3 separate regions of the Homo sapiens genome follow, and regions 1 and 3 are each linked to region 2. A link is a contact called in ENCODE Hi-C or POLR2A ChIA-PET data. All regions are on one chromosome and are shown on one strand. The core of a region is the stretch at or near the end of the contact, and the rest is flanking DNA. Distances in the headings are between cores, read along the strand shown. Region 1 has its middle 210 kb from the start of DMRTA1. Region 2 has its middle 17 kb from the start of MIR31HG. Region 3 holds the start of FOCAD (focadhesin).

Evidence for each region. A loop is a pair of places that touch in the nucleus more often than their neighbours do. ChIA-PET counts read pairs that join two places held with the same protein, here RNA polymerase II (POLR2A). Pooled maps may share reads with other maps.
Region 1: a loop to region 2 is called in a pooled map, with 2.8 times the contacts of the local background. The contact joins two enhancer-like sites. A Hi-C loop is called at or near these places in 4 of 50 pooled maps. POLR2A ChIA-PET finds 5 or more read pairs at or near these places in 2 of 52 experiments (HEK293 and MCF 10A).
Region 3: a pooled map shows a loop between it and region 2 (2.2-fold over the local background). The contact joins the promoter of FOCAD here to the enhancer-like site in region 2. A Hi-C loop is called at or near these places in 4 of 50 pooled maps. POLR2A ChIA-PET finds 5 or more read pairs at or near these places in 2 of 52 experiments (AG04449 and AG04450).

The regions. Positions count from the first base shown.
Region 1 is chr9:22,237,820-22,240,519 of GRCh38, reverse strand. No RefSeq gene overlaps it. Among named protein-coding and RNA genes, the nearest start is that of DMRTA1, 210 kb to the left of the region's middle. Within about 2 kb of position 1,404, at least 6 of the 41 ENCODE cell types and tissues checked have a DNase peak (open chromatin) inside an H3K27ac peak, as active enhancers do.
Region 2 is chr9:21,575,457-21,578,156 of GRCh38, reverse strand. No RefSeq gene overlaps it. Among named protein-coding and RNA genes, the nearest start is that of MIR31HG, 17 kb to the right of the region's middle. RefSeq lists a silencer at 1,128-1,177. Within about 2 kb of position 1,401, at least 10 of the 41 ENCODE cell types and tissues checked have a DNase peak (open chromatin) inside an H3K27ac peak, as active enhancers do.
Region 3 is chr9:20,682,849-20,685,548 of GRCh38, reverse strand. It overlaps FOCAD (focadhesin), which reads right to left and starts at 1,290. Exons shown (of 44, transcript NM_001375567.1): 1 at 1,256-1,290. It overlaps FOCAD-AS1 (FOCAD antisense RNA 1), which reads left to right and starts at 799. Exons shown (of 2, transcript NR_121601.1): 1 at 799-981; 2 at 2,008-2,247. RefSeq lists an enhancer at 848-1,588 and a silencer at 988-1,687.

The DNA of each region.
Region 1 (2,700 bases), core at 155-2,654, 660 kb before region 2:
TGATGCCAAAGGATGAATAGGAAGGAATTAGCCAGATGAAGAATAAAACATGGAGTCCAAAAAGAAGAAAACTTATGTCTAGTGTCAAAAGGTAGCAAAGAGCTCAGTGAGTTCAAAAAGAGTTTTTTAAATGAATGGGTAGGAATATAATGAGCAAGGCAACAGTGACCTAAGATAAATCTAAAGAAGTGAGTAGACTAGAGTGGCTCTTTGAGACTGAATTAAAATGTTTGAACTTTGTTACATGCAGTGAGGATCTTAGAAATCACCTTGTCTAAATTTACATTAAATGAAAAATATAGATATCAACAGCTCCCATGTCAACAAGCTGAACATGTCACTTCTTGAACCCATGATTATCAGGGAATTTACTGCTAAAATAGCCAGTTTTGATGCTGCTTATCATAACTATCAGAAACTCTGCCTAACAAGTTATTTTGTGTGATTTACCTTGATCTTATAGAACAGGTTTGTATGAAAGATCCAGGGCAAGTCAGTAGATCAGAATTACAAAGCTGTGAGATGTGGTTTGCTCCAAAGACTCAGATGAAGATGGATCAGAGTGGCATTTGCAGGGCTCTGGGTGAGGCAGTGAACACTTTTGCCCAGAAGACCACTACAGCAAGGGCCATGTCGAAGGCATGGGGTGAAGTGAGGGGAGTAGACAAGGGGTTTTAAAAATTTTTTAGTGTCTTCCAGATACTAGACACTATGTGAGTTGTCTTCAGGTTTCATATCATCATCACAACCACCTTATGAACTAAGTATAATCACCTTCATTTACAAATGAGGAAAGGAAAACTCAGATTATTAGGCCCTCGTCTCTGAGGACAGAACTGAAGTCTTTCACCACCAGCATTTGAAAAAGACCTGCCCTCTTTCCACCGATGAAGATGCTACCCAATAAAATTCAAGCCCAAACAGAATAAAGAGGTCAAAAGTTCCCTTTCACGTAAACCTTTGTCTTATCTTAGTATGACCCTCAAAATATCCACCCAAAGCAGGCTATCAATATCTGTTAATTAGTTGATGAAATGACATGATTGTGGCCATTCTGTAGTCTTTAAAAGGAGATCTATTTGTGTCAATAAACAACGAGCTCATTAAAAACTACCCATAAAACAATTAGGCCAAGGGAATTTTGTCTGATAACAGTGAAAGAAGGAAGTGAGGATTTAGCTGCAGATTCTGGAATGAGCCTGTTTATCCTCCAGGACCACAGCAGTTTTGTCTTCAGGCTTAAGATAAATCACTGTAAGTGTGAAGGTGTTCAGAAAAATAGGTTCTGCCATTGCTACTATGTCCTGAAGTTTCTTCCAGTTTGCCTTTGAAGAACACAGCCACTAAACCGCCGCTAGATGTCCTCAAAGTAAAAAAAAAAAAAAAAAAAAAATTATGGCAGAAAAGTACTTCGGCACTTTTAGGAACTACATTGACTTATTTGTCTAGATTATTTGACTCCTGAGCTCTAAGTGAGATAGAGGGATTTGGTAGTTAAACACGAACATCCGACCTCTGTAAATGAAATAGAGTTCTGTAAAGGAAAGGGCATTTTAGTAACTTCTCATTTTCATTTTAATTAGGATTTGTATTACTCTCCTTCAGGAAAGCAGGCCAAAGAGACTGAAGGAGCAATGGAAACATTATCCTCACCAACACTGACCAGTCACCTGAAGAGCACTGTGAGTGAATAACCCGTGGGGCCAGCTACTTAGCAATTTCAAATGCACAAAACCTGTGCTCTGGCCTATCTTTTAACATCAAAACAGCTGAAAAAAAAATTGAATAGTTGGATTGCGATTTCCTGAAATAGAAGCTGCAATACCTTTGGTTTTTTAGTTATGATATTAGCTAGTGAAAAAGCACAACTTAGCAAAGTATGTTCCCCAGTTAGTCTTTTAAATAAACTCAGACTTCCGTAGTCCCCATTGGTCTCTACAGGCTCAGAGGCCCATTTCCTCCTCGCCCCTTACCTTCCTTTTAGTCTCTTTTTCTTTTCCAGTCCTTTTCCCATCTTTGGTTCTTCTGTCTCTCCTCTTCATTTATTCCACTCTTTTAACAGTATCTTAGTTCACCATTTTTATACACAAAAAATCAACTTCTTGATAACAATTTTTAACATATTCAACTGAAATAATAAGCACTTGCCATGGTTTTCAAGAGTCAGGAAAAGGAAACAAAAAGAGGGGGGAAAAGAAGAATAAAGAAAGAAGAGGAATGAGAAAAAGAGAAAAAGATTAGAAAACAAGTTGTTCTATCTGTACTTGTTCGAAACTTGAGAAGAAAAATTAAGTTACAGAGAGATGGGGGTTGTGGGGGTAAGAGCTGTAGAAAGCTGTTTTCCTTCATTTTCTCTGCCTCCTGGAGCACTGGCCTCCTATATCATGTGTTAGGAATTTCTAATCTTACCACAGCCAGATGACTCATGCCCACTGACTGAGTCTTTAGACTTCTACAAAACACCTGAAAAGATAAATTTTAATTGAGAAAACAACCTCTCACTCCAGGGTATGCTTTCAAGATAGGTAGGGGGATTTTCAGCATTTATTTCCATTTTGTTCACTGAAGACTCATAGGGCTTAATCTTAATTTCAGACATAGTTGTGTCTGACAGCCAGAGACTATTTTCAGATCAAGGGATAAACTGGCATGGACTAAGACTTGCTTCTGCCTAGGAATAAAGACTGAAATGAGTCAAAG
Region 2 (2,700 bases), core at 152-2,651:
TGACCTAATAATAATAGTTATAAAACAGGCTATATAAAACTACATGACAGTATGATTTCAACCATGGAAAATGATACTTAGTGAAAGATGTCAATAGCAGTGATAACAATGGTTATCTATGCTTATTTCAATTATTTTTACTTGCTTCACTTTGTTTTTCTGTATTTTCCAAGTTTGCTGTCATCATTAGAAAAAAATTATAGAAGAAAAGAGAAAAACCAGAACAAAAGCAAAACTCTCATCATATAGGCTCAATTAGATGCAGAAAGAGAAGAGAAACTTAATGCTGGGCATCTCAAGTTGACGTGAGTTTCCTTTGTGGTCCAGCTTCTGTATAGCATATCTAGCATCAAAAATCCAACCCAAACCAGGTATTGATTTTAGTCGACCACCAGATCTATCTGATACAAAACAGAATGACAAAGTGACCATCCAAGTAAATACATCATTAGGATGCATCAATCTAATGTCCAGAACAAAGGAGGTGATGGCTCAGCCTACTGTGGACTCACCAGCCCCTGTCTGGATGGTATGGTTAGCGCTGTGCACCTGAAACAGAATGGTGAATAACTACAGTCTGTCCAGAAGAGGGTAGCCATAATGGCAAAATGTCTTGAAACCCTATGACATTGCTGCTTAAAACTCCTCCCTGTTTTTTTATTATTTTTGGAAAAATGTCCCTAAGTCTACAAAACCCAGCTTCATCTGGGAAGACCCTCCCTGACTCAAAAGTCTATTCATGCAGTTTTTGTTTCAATTCCTTCTATAGATCAAGTTACTCCTCACTTCAAAACTTAGAATCCCCTGGCTCGTACTTTGAATTATTTTTTGAATGAAGGAATGAATTCTGTAAAGCCTGTCTGTATATTTTTATGATCACCCTCCCCTTCTACATCTTAATTTCTACATAATGTTTAGAAAATGAGATTCTAAATCTGAAAAAGAGAAAACAGGTGGGAGAGGAGGGGATATGATTCCTTCTGTTTAACTCCATTAACTAGAATTAAGATTAATTACAGTTCTAAAACCATAAGGAAGAACGTTCTAAAAACTACATTTAAAAACTAGTATTGGTGCAAGGAACTCCCCTGTATGAAGTGTGTGCAAGTCATATTTGAGCATAAGCATGGGTTGGAGTTATCATAAAGGGGATTTTTCTGTCAGGTAGCTGAGTTTCATTACTCTCAAGAAATTACTTCAAAGTACGTGATTCTGTGACTTAGCAATCTCTTTGGCTATAGAGGCACTACATAAGGAAGAGAAGATTTAAGATGACAGGAGGCATAGAGCTAAACAAAGAAAAGCTTGGGGAAAAAAAGGAAATGTAACACTGTCTCAAAACATTTGATCTCATCATTTCGAGCCTTCTCTGAGGCTAGGGTTGGCAGGCCTCCCAGAGAAACCAAAACAAAGCAACGTAACAGGGCACCACAAAACAAAAGGGGACCTAAGCTGGGCAATGAGAAGATGAAAGCACTGTGTCCAGATTCACTGAAGAGAGAGACGAGATATGAAAGGCAGCCTTTCTCTTTAGGGTCCTTTTCAATTCACTTAAAAGCACACCTTTGAAATGAATGTCCTCAGCAGAGAGAGGGCCGTTCCCTGAATCCAGAAGTTGAGGCGTTAATTACCATGGCTAAAGGAATGTGTTGAAATGTCAGTGCAACTGCTTTCTCTATCTTCACTATCCTTAACCAAAAGTTGTGTCATCAGTCTGGAATGAGCAATGCCTGCTCAACAAACCCAGCTTTTTTCCTTCTCTTTGTATTTGCTTATTCACAGTTCAGAAATTGTCCAGTGACCTTCTTACTGTCTAACCAAGGGAATTCATATTGTTGTGGAAAGGAAAACAACTTCCATTTGGTTTGAGTGAAAGATCCACATGATGTTTCTGTTTGAGACGTGAAAGATGAAAACTGAGCTATACTGTATAGCTTAACCTTATTAAGGGGTGATTTGTTTCCCAGCTACAGTGTGGAAACTCCTTGTGAGGTAGAACACAAATGTTTTACCTTTTTTGACTGCTGCTAAAAGGTATTTATGTTTTTTGGGTGCTATGATGTTTATTGGGTTCTCACTATGTTTCAGGCAATGAGCCGAGTGATTTGTATGCATTATGTCCTAAATCCTAACAATAGCCTGGAAGTAGATCCAATTATAGCCCTTTTCACAGAAAAAGCCTAGAGCGGGTAGGTTGCTTACTTCAAGTCTACAAGCTTCTAAGAAGCAGAGCCAGTTATATATTTGAGAGTTTCATATATTTGCACATCACCTGTCCGCTGTAGTTCAGCATAAAACATTGTCATCTGCTGCTATGGACAGATAAATATCCTTCACACTTCTTGTTCATTATGACAGAAGCAGGTACAGTAAAAACAAATGATGTTCAGAGAATGGTTCATATCAACTGTATACTCTTTTTTGCTGTAAGAATTGGGAAAGGCCAAGGTGGGCGGATCGCTTGGGCCCAGGAGTTTGGGACCAGCCTAGGCAACATAGGGAGACCACAAATCTACAAAAAATTACAAAAATTAGCCTGATATTGTGCCATGTGCCTGTAGTCCCAGCTACTTGGAAGGCTGAATTAGGAGGACTGCTGGAGCCTGGGAGGTCAAGGCTTCAGTGAGCAGTAATCATACCACTGTACTCCAGCCTGGGCAACAAAGCAAGACCCTGTCTTACACACACACACACACACAC
Region 3 (2,700 bases), core at 41-2,540, 890 kb after region 2:
CACAGTGCTTTCTACGCAGGAATTGGATGTGAATCAAAATTGTAAACATGCACTTGCTTGGTAGTCAAAAAGTGAATGTGGACAGATACAATGTTCGTTGACACAGTAAAACATAATCATAAAATGCATCCTGTGTTTTTAAAATAGTTACTTCCTGTTAACACAGTTCAGGAAACATGCCATCTACCCTCCTCTCCTGGAAAATCTCAAAATTATACTAATCCCATTCCTCTTCTTACAGATAGGCCACTGAAACCTGGAGTCATTACTGATACAGTTATCAGGATTACACCCTCAGAGCCACGATGGTTTCAGGGATACTAGAACCTGAAAATAACAAAAAAAAAAAAAATTTCCAACTCAAATCTAGACAATAAAACTAACATATAAACTGGAATAAAACGCAGGAAATGCCGATTTTAATACCTGGTATGAGGCTGACCATTAAGGCATCCATCAAAAAAGTTTGGAATGTATGAATGAATGACTGCATGAAATTGGCAGGATTTCATTCATTTCAAAAGCTCCAAATTCAGGAACCACACTGAGATATCAGGACGCCACAGCTGAAACTAAAACTCATGAAGGGTAAATGCAACATAACTGCACGTCTCCACGCGTTAGCTGCTGCGAAAATTTCAAAACATACATCTAACATACTCTTTCTTCAAGTAATTGCCGCAAGTGCGGACGGAGCCAGAGAACTAGGAGACTGAAAACAGGCCCTGCTCACCCATAAGCCTTTGCATTATAAGTGGACATGATCTGAGTGAGTCACCGGGAATGAGAAGGAGACAGTCACCCCAGGCCAGGCAGGACGCGGCCAGAATCTCCTGCTCTGCCCCCAACTAGGGAACCGGTCGAAGGAGAGTGGGACGACTGCAACCTGCTGCAGCTAAGTATGCAAGGATCGCGCCGACCGGCTTCCGAGTCGAGATCCCACTAAGTCCCACCGCAGTCACCACAGCCAGCCCTGCCCAGGTATCTCGGAGCTCCGTAACCTCAGAAGGCCTAGTCCTCCAGAAGCTGAGAGCCCCAGCAGGACCGGACGAGGGCAAAAAGCCCCCTCCCGGCTGCCCCTCGCCGCGACGCGGCCCTGCCGCCACATGCTCCACTGCCCCGTCTCCCAGCTCAGCCCCAGCCCCGCAGGGCCTCAGCCGCCCTCCATGCAAGCCGACCGGGCCGCAGGCGGCGCGACCCGGCGGCTCCCGAGCAGGGGTGCAGCGGTGGCAGCCCGCCGCCCCGCACGGCTTACCTCCCTTCTGCCACAAGCTCAGCCCAGCGCCGGCTGCCTGACGTGGCCCGCCCCGCCGCCTCGAACGCCCGGGGGCGGGGACTGCAGGAGAGAGCCAATGGGCTGCATATCGCGAGGCCCTGTTCCGCCTCCTCCGGCTGGGGCCCGCCCTCCCCGGCTCGCGCGCACGCGCGTCTAAGGCCCGGGCCGCGCACTGCGGTTGAAAGGCGGCGTGGGCGGCGGACCCGCGCTCTGCAGCCGAGCTGGTGCGGGGAGGGCTGCGCGCGGGGGCTGGCTGTGGAGCAGCACCGCAGTGAGGAGTTAGCCCAAGGAAAATCAGATTAAAGGAAACTGCCTAGAGATGCCACTGCAGCGTGCCCGGGTAGTCCTGTTGGCAGCCTGCCCCTATGCAGCTTTTGGCAATACAGAACAGCTTCTTGGTATTTGGAGATTTTGTTTCTCGGGGGAAATAAATAATACTGATAACATTAAGGATTCAGAAAATTTAAAGCAGACAGCCGACTTGCCGCGAAGACGCTTCGTTCTTCGCCTAATAGCTACTTGGTGTCTTTACTTCATTTGGCCAACACATAACACTGCAGCTCTCCACGCCACTGTGGTATATCCACTTGTTAGATAGTCCTGAGGTAGTTCTAGCCCAAGTGTTTCTGCTGATCTAATCTGGGGGGAATTGGCGCGAGTAATTATTCTGTTACGATTTTGCGCAATACTTACTGAATGATAAACATGTATTTTCTCGTGGGGCGGGGCAGGGGCTCCCACGTGAGAAGGCTGTAACAGACAGACAGCAGCCACGATGAAACACGCTGAAAAGAGCCAGCAGAAAAAAACGAGGAGAGACTGGTATGACGGAGTGGAATTCCGGTTGTGGATGACAGAATGGAAATTTTACGCAAGATGAAAGAGTTAAGACAAATTACTCTAAAAATATCTGACTTAGTTGTTTCTAAACCCTGGGGCACCCTTAGGAAAAAATAAAAATAAAAAAACAAGTGCCTGGGCCTCATCACTTGGTTGAAAAAGGTCTGCTGCCAGATCTTGACATTGATATTTTTCTAAGTTTCCAAAGTCATTTTAATGTGTAGACAAGAAGTTCTGTTTCTCATTTGTAGGAAGAATTTGGTTCCCCATCACCTCAGAAAAGTAATTATGTATCACAGACCGTTAACAGTTTTCCCAATAACCAACTATGCATTCACCCTCTAAGAATTTATCTAAATTAATCTTGGGGCCAGGTGGGGGGGCTCACACCTGTAATCCCAGCACTTTGGGAGGCCGAGGAGGGCGGAGTTCAAGACCAGCCTAGGCAACGTGGTGAAACCCCATCTCTACTAAAAAAAACATACAAAAATTAGCCCGGCGTGGGGTTGCGCGCCTGCAGTCACGGCTACTCTACTCAGGAGGCTGAGGCAGGAGAATCGCTTGAACCCGGGAGGCGGAGGTTG